Regions from separate parts of the Homo sapiens genome. Here region 2 is linked to region 1. The links are chromatin contacts, found by Hi-C in ENCODE. All regions are on one chromosome and are shown on one strand. The core of a region is the stretch at or near the end of the contact, and the rest is flanking DNA. Distances in the headings are between cores, read along the strand shown.

Evidence for each region. A loop is a pair of places that touch in the nucleus more often than their neighbours do. Pooled maps may share reads with other maps.
Region 2: a loop to region 1 is called in a map of endothelial cell of umbilical vein, with 9 times the contacts of the local background. The contact joins two enhancer-like sites. A Hi-C loop is called at or near these places in 6 of 168 maps with a recorded cell type or tissue (Calu3, IMR-90, MCF 10A and 3 more) and 10 of 50 pooled maps.

Annotation. Positions count from the first base shown.
Region 1 is chr12:94,765,521-94,771,743 of GRCh38, reverse strand. No RefSeq gene overlaps it. Among named protein-coding and RNA genes, the nearest start is that of MIR492, 66 kb to the left of the region's middle. RefSeq lists an enhancer at 664-1,223. Within about 2 kb of position 2,528, at least 6 of the 41 ENCODE cell types and tissues checked have a DNase peak (open chromatin) inside an H3K27ac peak, as active enhancers do.
Region 2 is chr12:95,331,260-95,337,140 of GRCh38, reverse strand. No RefSeq gene overlaps it. Among named protein-coding and RNA genes, the nearest start is that of MIR3685, 24 kb to the right of the region's middle. RefSeq lists an enhancer at 1,304-2,220. Within about 2 kb of position 2,565, at least 2 of the 41 ENCODE cell types and tissues checked have a DNase peak (open chromatin) inside an H3K27ac peak, as active enhancers do.

The DNA.
Region 1 (6,223 bases), core at 1,279-3,778:
GCTCGCAAGAAATCTGTGATCTAATTAAAAAGATAGATTATAGTGTTATAGATTTTTAAAAAATATTAGCATCCATTGTTGGTAAAGGGAAAAGGAGATGAACATCTTTAAACACTGATGCTGGGAGTATTAATTGATGCAGTTGTTCTAGAGATCAATTTAGCAATACTTACAAATGCTCTAATTTGTATTTCAATTTGTCAAGCAAGTCCACTTATGGGAATCTATCTGGAGAAACTAATAATGGAAATGTGCATAAGCACGCAAGAATGTTTATTGTTATTTTTTATGGTAGCCAAGAAGAAAAGGAAACAAGTGAAATGTCCCGTAATGTGGTGTTATTGACAACCTTGTCTGGCCGTACAATGGAATGCAATGCAGCCTTGAAACAACGCATTTTAGAAGAGAGTTAAGTGACCTATGAAATATTAATGCCACATTGTTAAATGAAAAGAGTAGATCACAAATCAATAAGAATCCCATGACTCCAATTTTGCATAATATGTGCATAAAAACAATGTCAACAGTGGCTATTTCTAGGCTCTTTGAATCTTCAAATTTGTGTTTGTTGTGGATTCCCAAATTTTCTACAGTGAACACATACTGCCTTTGTAGTTATAAAAAGCCGTTGACAATAGAAAGTAATAAAAGTGCAGTTTGGCTAAAGGCCTCGGCCAAGTGCCTGAGAGCCCAAGAGTGGAGCTCAGCAGAAACAAGGCTGTTCTTTTTCTCATGTGTGCGTGTGTGCATTATTTCATTCAACAAATACCTGTTGTGTTTGCAGGCATATGTTAATCCACGCATCACACAACCATGGAGCACTTACCATTGCCAGAGGCTGTGCTGAGGGCTGTAGGTACAGAAGCCTCAGCTCCACAGATGAGGAGCCGATTGTCATGGAGCGTCTCTTCTGTTGGAAAGAAACACAAGCAGATAAACAAACAAGAGAATTGTAGATAGTACCAAATGTTTTGAGGAACATAGCCAGGGTATTTTAATAGAGAGTGACTGGGCAGTCAGGGGTGATCTCTGAGGAGTTCACAGCTATGGAAAGACCAGGAAGAAAAATAAACATGAAAATGCCCTGAAGTAGGCACCTGCTTGGCTTTTGAAGGAGAAAGAAAATAAGTCAAGTGTGTCTAGAGCCTGGGGGAGTGAGGCTCCCACCTACATCTCTAACCTGATCATGTGTCTTGCTCCCCCAGGCTACCTACAGCCCCCATATAGTGTTATTGTCAGGATTAACTGAGATAATACACAGTGCCTGACAAATTAAACCAGCCTTAAACATTTTTGTGAGGTAATCAGGAAAAGTGGAGCACAAACGGGTTATTTGGCTGTATCAAGGATTTATTATCAATTTTTTAGGCATTATGACATTTGAATGTTTATGTTAAACAAAGGTCCTTATCTTTTAGAGGTACATGTTAAACTACTCATGAATAAAATGTTATAATGTTCAGGATTGACTTCAAAATTACCCATGGGGAGGGAGGCAGTGGCTGGGGGGATGACCCTAAGTTAATGATTAATAAAGCTGTACTCTGGTTACATGGAATCCATTTTAACATTCTCTCTTTTGTATGTTAGAAATTTTTATGATAAGAAGTTTCAAGTTCACACATCAATAAAAGTTTGGTGGAAGATGAGCCCACAGTAAATATCTCTTAAGTCTTCTTACTTCTGGAGATGCAAACCCACAAGCAAACTCTCCCTTTTCTGTGACATTCACTATTCCGCCTTTCTCGGATGTTAAGCTTCCTTGCAGAGGCTATTTTGAGGTGTGTGTCAATGCATGGGGCCATCTGTCATGAAGGAGTGGCCGAACGTTTTGCTGTCACAGCAGCAGAGGATGTTTTACTTAATGACTTTTAAATTATGCTTTGCATTTTCTAAGATAGTGTCTTCTGTGGGGAATAAGCTCACTGGATAGCACAGTTTGCTTTTAAATTGGGTCCAAGCCTTTTCAAAACATTAGATTAGAGTCTCACCTAAACTGTCTTTCAGGAAAGGCAAAGGATATGTATAGGGGAAGAAAGGCAGTAGGCCGAGAAACATGAATGGCCTCAGTTTTCTTTCAGCCTTCTCCTTAACAAGCTACATGGCTTTGGACATGTCATTTAGCTTCTCTGAGCTTCAGTTTCCACATGTAAGGAATAAGAGAATTGGACTAATTTCTCTGGTCCCTTCCAATTCTAAAAATCTCCTTCTTACTGATAACTTTCTCACTAAATATATTCATGTTCACTGGAGAAAATCAGGAACATGTGGAAAAGGCAAAGACAGAAATAAAAATCACCTTCGCTCTACCACCCAGAAGATAACTATTTTCAGTGCCTGTATATGTTATTCTTCTTAAGAATCAAATTCATGCAACATATTTTGTTGAACAACTAATCGGTACGTTGCATCAACCATTGAAGGAACGTAAAGATAAGCAGATGTGGTCTCTTCCCTCAGGAGTTGGTAATTTTATGGCCAGCACAGTTTCCTGCTGCTTTACATAAGGGGCACTCCCCATGAGAGAGAACCTTGCGTCCGGCACTACACTCTGCTGAGTTTTAATGCTGTTTGCATTGTTATTACACCCGTATTTGAAAACTTTTTTTGAATATTATTTCTTCCGATTATGTGCAGAGGTAGAGCTCTTATGGGCAGGCTAATGCGTAAAGGGTAGAATTTTCCAAGAAAAGCAACAGATGCTCTTAAACCAGACTTTCTTTATTATATTCATTTTCTTTGGCTGCCTGCCTCTAACATATCAGCACTGATGCGGAGAAGCAACTTGTCTGCTTTGAATTTCACCTGCTGCCCTTGGGCCACACACAGCCTCCTCTGATGAAGCCTAATGGGCAATGCTGCAGTCAGGGAGCTGGAAGGCCGGCAGAGGAGGAGAAGGCTTTAGGTGCAACGGGGGGAATCCGGAAGCTAGCCCTCCTTCCCTGGGACAATTCACTTTGCAACAGGAGGCAGCAAGAAAACCTAGAAATCTGGCGAAAGTGGTGAAAGAGCACTGAAGGGAGGGAGGAGAGAGGAAAGGGTGGGGATGTGGAGAGACCAACTTATTTGGTTGAAATGTGCATATATTTGGCTGAAATGTGCATTCAGCGTGTCAGGGCTGCTGTATTATTCATGAAGCTCTCATGTGTCTTTTTCCACACCAGTTTCAAAGAGGAGATGTGTGATCCGAGCCTGGCAGAGTGCCCTGCTTACACAGCACCACCCCAGTACCCTGCCCTCACTTCAGGGGAATCTGGGTCTGTAGCCACAGCAGTCAAGAGTGGGGATTTTGCATTATTCTCACCTTCCCTGAATGTAGCATTCCTGTACCCACAAATGGAACATCAGTTCAAATAGTAAATATTGTATTTAAATTTTCTATCACAAACTTTGGGCATGTCTTTGAGTTTAGCATAGATGAATGTTCGCCATCATTCCATTATTTGAAAAAGTTCCTTAGCGCCCCCTCCCTCCCCTCTACGAATGGAATTTGCCTTCCAAGGTGCAGGAAAGAGACATGAAAGAAGAAATAAATATTTTTGATGGCATGCATTTGAGAATTTCCTAGTTCTCAAGGAATTCAGGCCTGACCATAACTTATTGGGTGTTTTCCAGAAAGGCAGTTAGAAACAAAGAATATGCAGAGAAGGAAATTCAAGTCCCATAACACAAATGGACATTGGAAAATCTGCCTTCCTCTTTTTTTTGTTTTTGTTTGTTTGTTTGAGAGGAGTTTCGCTCTTGTTGCCCGGGCTGGAGTGCAATAGCACAATCTCAGCTGGCTGCAACCTCTCTCCCGGGTTCAAGCAATTCTCCTGCCCCAGCCTCCCAAGTGGCTGGGATTATAGGTGCCCACCACCACGCCCAGCTAATTTTATATTTTTAGTAGAGATGGGGTTTCACCATGTTGGCCAGACTAGTCATGAACTCCTGACCTCAGGTGATCCACCCGCCTCGGCCTCCCAAAGTGCTAGGATTACAGGTGGGAGCCACTGCTCCCAGCCACCCTTCCTTTTAAGAGGGACACAGACAACAGGGAGCATGGGAACTTTGACGGTGTTCATCCTGGAAGGGAAAGTTCTGGAATAACACTTGGCCATCTCCAGATACTTGGAGGCTGTCACATGGAGGAGGAATTAAACTTCCTCTGCACATGATGCAAAAGTGTTGAACTGATTTATTAGTGTGTGAAAACAACAGACAGATTTTTCTTTAGGAAACATTTATAGGGTGATATACAAAGATGGAAGATCTTTCCACAGAGAACTAGAAAGTTTCTGGTCCCTTTAGGCAAAGGTTAGGAGACTGCTTCCCCCCCGCCACCCCTGTCCCACCCCCTGCCCACTGATTCCACCCTCCTCTTGCTTGCTGCCCTCTCAGCACATATCTTTCTTCCAGTTCCCCAAAGGAACCAAACCTTTTCTACATCATTACCTCTGTGTGGAGGTTACCCACCCTTTCAACATGCTAAAGTTTGTTTACCTTTAGGCTTCAGTTTAATTGTTACATCCTCCTATCTATATGTCTTTACTGGCCCCTTACCTAAAGACGGTCTTACTGTGAAACCATGCCATAACGTCTCGTATTTTTCCTTTACAACACTTACCAAATTGGGCTGGGCATGGTGGCTCACACCTATAATCCCAGCATTTTGGGAGGCTGATGCAGGCAGATTGCTTGAGGTCAGGTGTTCGAGACCAGCCTGGCCAACATGGTGAAACCCCATCTCTACTAGAAATACAAAGAATTAGCTGGGCGTGGTGGCACACAACCATAGTACCAGCTACTCAGGAGGCTGAGGCAGGAGAATCACTTGGACCTGGGAAGCGGAGGTTGCAGTGAGCCAAGATTGTGTCACTGCACTCCAGCCTGGGCAACAGAGCAAGATTCCATCTCAAAACAAACAAAACCACTTACCAAATTGATGCATATAGACACACACATATATATAATATGTATATCAGATATATGCACACAGTATGCTTACATGTATGTAAAACAACACAAATATACACAAATATAATTTGTGTAACCATTTGTTTAATGTATGTTTCACCACTGGAAGGTTTGCAAGAAATACCATGCCTGTTTTATTCATTCCTTCTTCTGTTGTGTACAGTGCTCGGAGTGTAGTAGATGCTCAATAAATGTGTCAAATGGCTGGATGAATTAGCAATATTCATGCACCAAAGTATCATGATTCTTGTTACTCTAAGAGTGGGATATGAACCACTGGAGATGACTTTAGATGTGACCTGAGTCTAGCACTGGATAATATTGTATCACCTTGAGTGAAAGTACTTTTATTTTCAATTTACTTTCAATCCCTCTGATGTTATTAAAGAGAAAAGCATGGTTTGATGATGGTCTTTAATCACTGCTGACCACTTGCCAGCCTCCCTGGTCTACACAGTGAGATCAGGCCTCAGCCAGCAACACTGTCTAACTGGACTTCAATAACATGTTTTGTTTCTATTGCATTATTCATAGGTTACCTTTTATTTGTGACACATGATATTGATTTTTCTTTTATGGAAGTGACACAAAGTCTCCTTTTAAAACAAAACTATATAAGTAAAAATGTGAGTATATTTAAGAGAAATATTAAGGAAATAGTAGTACAGTTATGATATATTAGTGGTTCTTGAATTACTGAAATTTTGGTTTTTGAAGTGTTTGAAGTTTTGGAACTACCTAGAAGGTCACTAGAGTCCAAGATGCACTCCTGAGTCCATCCCCAAACTAGTGCAGGACCATGACAAAGTAAATGCAATGAAGTGAGTTTCTCCCAAAGCTAAGTTGGTTCATTGTCATTCTGATAGCATGTTCTTTTTTGAGATTAAAGTATCTTTTCCCCAAATAGATGATGATTTTTAAAAATTGCCCCCAAATCTGGCTGGGCATGGTGGCTCATGCCTGTAAGCCCAGCACTTTGGGAGGTTGAGGTGGGTGGATCACTGGAGGTCGGGAGTTCAAGAGCAGCCTGGCCAACATGGTGAAACCCCGTCTCTACTAAAAATACAAAAATTAGCCAGGCATGGTGATGTGTGCCTGTAATCCCAGCTACTTGGGAGGTTGAGGCACGAGAATCTCTTGAACCTGGGAGGCGGAGATTGCAGTGAGCCAAGATTGTGCCACTGCACTCCAGCCTGGCAATAGAATGAGACTCCGTCTGGAAAAAAAAAAAAAAAAGTTGCCAGTAAAATCTTGTTTGCCTCCTGTG
Region 2 (5,881 bases), core at 1,316-3,815, 570 kb before region 1:
ATACACAGATACACACACACACACACCACACACACACACACACACACATCTATTTTCAGTTTTCAAAATATTCATCACTGTCACTACGAACAATGAACAACTAGTCTTATTTTGTGGTAGAGGAGTCTTCCCAGAGTACCTGACAGGTGACCAAATATCACCCTGCTCCTGCAAACCTATTTGATTCTGGGAGTCTTGGTAGACATGCTTGGTTGGTTTACAGCCTGTGCTTCTTATAAATTCACTAGTGGCTTAAAAAAAAAAAAAAGCATCAGCACGATGAAAATATATGTCTTTCTTAAGTTGCACTCACCCATGACATCCAAATCAAAGGCTTGTCAGCTGAGGTTGTCCCAGTTCCCTCCAAGAGAATATTAACAATTAATCCTGATCACCCGAAACAAACAGGTTCCTATTCAAATACTGGCTGTCAGTATCTGGCTGTCAAGCCAAGAGCAAGGCTAAGGCCTCAGCCTGCCCAGCTGTCTGCCCGCTGGGTGACAGTGTTGATCCATCTGAAATAAATGCGCTTTGTCCCTGGGCCAGAAAATACCAGGTCCCTAAAAGGAAAGACTGCAGCCAGATGGTGTTCTGAGGGCCTGGGGAAACGCTTTGCCTTCCTTCCCGGAGAGAAGCAGAATGATTCTGTGTTTTCTTTATCTTTCAAAGGAAGATGTGAGGTGAAGCATTGTTCTGATGTTACCATATTGGGCTAGGTTTCTCTGGGCGAAGTGCTACCGCGAATGATGTGATTACACATAATAAATTACTTGCATTTTCCTGATAATTTAATGAGGGCAAAGAGCTTGCAATGAGCGTTGTGAAAACTCAGCTGAAAATTCATTTCAGCTGTTTGTTCGGATGCATGGGGCTGGAAGGATTCTTTAACTGAGGTGTTCTTTTTTATACACATGTGCATCCAGGGCTCTGGGGTGGGACAAGATTGTCTCTGTGGAATATTATTTCCAAATTGCCAGCTCACATATTTACATTATTCTATCTGTTCTGACGTGATCCTTGACTTCAAGAGGGAAGAGAGTTCCTGTCCAGATACAAATACTGTTCAGATGCAAATACAGGAACAGGCCAGCTGCAGTGGCTCATGCCTATAATCCTAGCACTTCCCTGGGAGGCTGAGGTGGGAGGATCACCTGAGGCCAGGAGTTCAGGACCAGCCTGGTCAACGTGGTGAAACCCCGTCTCTAATAAAAACACAAAAATTAGCCAGGCATGGTGGCGTGTGCCTATAATTCCAGCTACTTGGGAGGCTGAGGCAGGAGAATCACTCCAGCCTGGGTGACAGAGTGAGACTCCATTTCGAAAAACAACAAAAACAGGAACAAATACTGTAGTCTGTAGTTACAATTCCAGGTGACCAGTGGAAATGGTGGAAGTGTGTAGTGACACCGCAGTAGAGGAGAGAGAATGATGGAACCAGCCATGTCTCTCCTTTAAAGGGACAAGACAGAAAATGAATTGAGTGCTTCAGGAGGCTTTAAAAGGCTTGGTTTGGGCCATTTTTTGTTCTCCTCCACCGTACCTCTCCAAAGATGGAGTAAAGAGAATAGTGACTCAAAACATTGTGACTCTTCATCACAATGTTTTATGAGGAATGAAGCCATGTTAATTTTTTTTTAAGCGAGACAGAGTCTGTCACCTAGACCGGAGTGCAGTGACACAATTATAGCTCACTGCAGCCTTGACTCCTGGGCTCAAGGGATCCTCCCGCCTCAGCTTCCTAAGTAGCTAGGACGGCAGGCACACACCATCACACATGACTAATTTTATTTTTTGTAGATTTGAGGTCTCACTATGTTGCCCAGACTGGCATCAAACTCCTGGCCTTAAGTGATAGATCCTCCTGCCTCATCTTCCCAAAATGGGGGGATTACAGGCATGAGCCACTGCCCCGAGCCAAAGTCATGTTTACGTGAGCCTTTGTCCCAAATTCTTATAATCAGGTTGAAAGACTAAAATAGAATTATCAACTTAAGAAATTATATCACAAAACTTTTAGTACTTAGTATATGTGCTGCCGAAGCGAGCACAACAAAACTTATAGTACTTAAATAGTTTCTTGGCTGGGCATAGTAGCTCAGGCCTGTAATCTCAGCACTTTTGGAAGCTAGACAGGAAGATTGCTTGAGACCAGGCATTCAAGACCAGCCTGGGCAACATAGTGAGATCCCATCAAAAAAAAATTATTTTTAAGTTTCTTTTTTCACCTTTGTTTTATTTAATATTATTTGATCCAACTTATTTGAGCCAATTTAGCACATTTATATTTTATTACAAGTGACATAATAAAGGTTTGGGTTTTTTAATAACAAAGGTTTTTGATATTTCAACTACACTACAACTGCAGTCATATTTTCTAAAGGAGCTCTCCTTGAGTTCTGAGAATCTCAAATGAGGGTGAAGAATACAAACAGGTGGGCTGTGGATTGGGCTTTTGCTCTCTGAGACTCACACAGACACTGAGCATCACGGAGCCAAGGACCATCAAAGCCAGAGGGTGAAGCTGTTGAGCTGTGAGTCACTTCCCTGTCTCTCCTCTTCAGACACTTCAAAGCCTTTTCTAACTTTAGCTACCGAACACCCAGACAGCATGGGCCCTCTTAGGGCAAACTGCAACCACACGCATTTTTTTTTTTTTTTTGAAAGGGAGTCTCACTCTTGTTGCCCAGGCTGGAGTGCAGTGGCATGATCTTGGCTCACTGCAACCTCCGCCTCCTGGATTCAAGCGATTCTCCTGCCTCAGCCTCCTGAGTAGCTGGGATTACAGGTGTGTGCCACCATGCCTGGCTAATTTTTGTATTTTTAGTAGAGATGAGGTTTCACCGTGTTGGCCAGGCTGATCTCAAATTCCTGACCTCAGGTGATCCACCTGCCTCGGCCTCCCAAAGTGCTGGGATTACAGGCATGAGCCACCGTGCTCCACTCCACATGCATTTTTGTATCCTATTCAGTATATATTAAGGATATTTTATCAGAGTTTTGGTAGCCTCTACCCTGCAGGGACCAACCACATGATCAGCAGAGAGGGTAAAAGGATTTATGAGAGGAGGCCTTGGGCAGCAGAGATTGAGAACTTTCTGGGACTTACCAGAACAGAGCAGTAAGCAGCTCCAGGAACACCCATATCTTTCTGTCCCTGCAGAGATGTGCACACATCTACTCATCTTCCTATTTCTTTTCTTTTCTTTGAGACAGTCTTGCTCTGTCACCCAGGCTGGAGTCCAGTGGCACAATCTCGGCTCACTGCAACCTCCACCTCCTGGGTTCAAGCGATTCTCCTGCCTCGGCCTCCCGAGAAGCTGGAATTAACAGGTGCCTTCCACCAGGCCGGGCTAATTTTTGTATTTTTAGTAGAGACAGGGTTTCGCTATGTTGGCCAGGCTGGTCTCAAACTCCTGACCTCAGGTGATCCACCGCCTAGGCCTCCCAGAGTGGTGGGATTACAGGCGTGAGCCACTGCACCCAGGCCACATCTTCCAATTTATTTTACCTTCTTAGTATTCCGATCCTGAAGGTCTTTGGAGGCTTATATGACTGCTTTGTGAGAAGTCAGCACCACAGATTATTTGCAGGGAGGGTCCTCTGGTATACTTTGATTTTTGAAAATGCAGAAAAGCATAAAGAAAGAAATTAAAAGCATTCACACTTCTGCTACCCAGAACTAAGCACTGCTAATGGTTAGGTGTATGAGCACACCTCATTCTACTGTGCTTTGTAGTTATTGCATTTCACAAATATCGTGATTTTTACAAACTGAAGATTTTTGACAACCCTGTGTCCTGCAAGTCTATCAGCACCATTTTTCCAACAGCATGAGCTCACCACATGTCTCTGGGTCACATTTTCGTAATTGTAGCAACATTTCAAACTTTTTTTTTTTTTAAGGACAGGGTCTCCCTCCCGTCACCCAGGCTGGAATGCAGTGGTGTGATCTTAACTCACTGCAGCCTCCATTTCCTGAGCTCCCACCTCAGCCTCTCGAGTGGCTGGATGTACAGGCGCGCACCCCGACACCCAGCTAATTTTTTGTATTTTTATTAGCTATGGGGTCTCGCCATGTTGCCCAAGCTGGCCTTGAACTCTCAGGCTCAAGCGATCTGTCCACTTTGGCCTCCTGAAGTATTAGGATTAAAGGCATGAGCCACAGCGCCTGGCCTCAAACTTTTCATTATTATTATATTTCTTAGAGTGATCTGAGATCAATGATCTTTGATGTTACTATTGTAACTGTTTTCAGGCACCACAAACCAAGCCCATATAAAATGGCTTAATTTTGATCAATGTTGCGTGTATTTTGACTGCTCTGCTGACTGGCTATTTTCCCAATCTCTTTCCCTCTCCTCTAGCCTCCCTATTCCCTGAGACACAACAATATTGAAATTAGGGCTACAGTGGCCTTTAAGTATTCAAGTGAAAGGAAGACTTGCCCAACTCTCACTTTAAATCAAAAGCTATGATTTAGCAATGATTAAGCTTAGTGAGAAGGGCATGTTGAAAGCTGACATAGGCCGAGAGCAAGGCTGCCTTTCACCATTCAGTTTAGTCGAGTTGTGAATGCAAAGGAAAAGTTCTAGAAGGAAATGAAAATGCTACTCCAGTGAATACACAAATGATAATAAAGCAAAACAGCCTTACTACTGACAGGGAGAAAATTTTAGTCATCTGGATAGAAGATCAAATCAGCCACAACATTCCCTTAAGCCAAAGCCTAATCCAGAGCAAGGCCCTAACTCTCTTCAATTGTATGAAGGCTGAGAGAGATGAGGAAGGTGCAGGAGAAAAAGTTGAAGCTAGCAGATGTTGGTTCCTGAGGTTTAAGGAAAGAAGTGGTCTCTGTAATATAAAGGTGCAAGGTAAAGCAGCAAGTCCTAAATATAGAAGCTGCAGTAAGTTCTCTAGATCTAACTAAGATCATTGGTGAAGGTGGCTACACTAAATAACAGATTTTTAACATCGATGAAACAGCCATATATATATTTTTTTCTTTTTAAGTGAAAGCAAGTTTATTAAGAAAGTAAAAGAATAAAGAATGGCTACTCTACAGACAAAGAAGCCCCAGGGGTTGCTGGTTGCCCATTTTTATGATTATTTCTTGATTATATGCTAAATGAGGGGTAGATTATTCATGCCTCCCCTTTCTAGACCATATAGGGCAACTTCCTGACATTGCCATGGCACTTGTAAACTGTCATGGCGCTGGTGGGAGTGTAGCAGTGAGGATGACCAGAAGTTACTCTCGTCGCCACCTTGGTTTTGGCTGACTTCTTTACTGCAACCCGTTTTATCAGCAAGGTCTTTATGACCTATATCTTGTGCCTACCTTTTAACTCATCCTGTGACTTAGAATGCCTAACCGTCTGGGAATGCCACCCAGGAGGTCTCAGCTTTATTTTACTTAGTCTCTATCCAAGATGGAGTCGCTCCAGTTCAAATGCCTCTGACATTTCCCCCCTCTCTTTTATAAGAGAAACTTTAATCCTAAGGGTTGCAGAGGGATGAAGATCCATCTTCTATAACTTATTCAAGCTGAATAGGCGCAATGATATTCCTGCCTAACTACTGGGTCTCTTGCATTCAGGGTAGAGAGGAGCTCAGTCAAAAGCATTAGTATGTTGAGGTCCATTCATAACTTTGAGTTCTGACCAAACGTGATATCTGGAAGATTAATAAATGTTCAATTTAGGTAAACGTTGAGTAAGTTTATTCCTCATTCCTATACAAAGAGTACAATAGCAATATATTCCACAAGAGTAAAGCAAAATAAGTAAAATTATCCTGAGTAAACTAAATAAGAAGGCTTTCTATGAACTGGGCAACTGCTGGAACCAAGCTGATATGGGGTCGCTAGTTGATTCCAGTATGT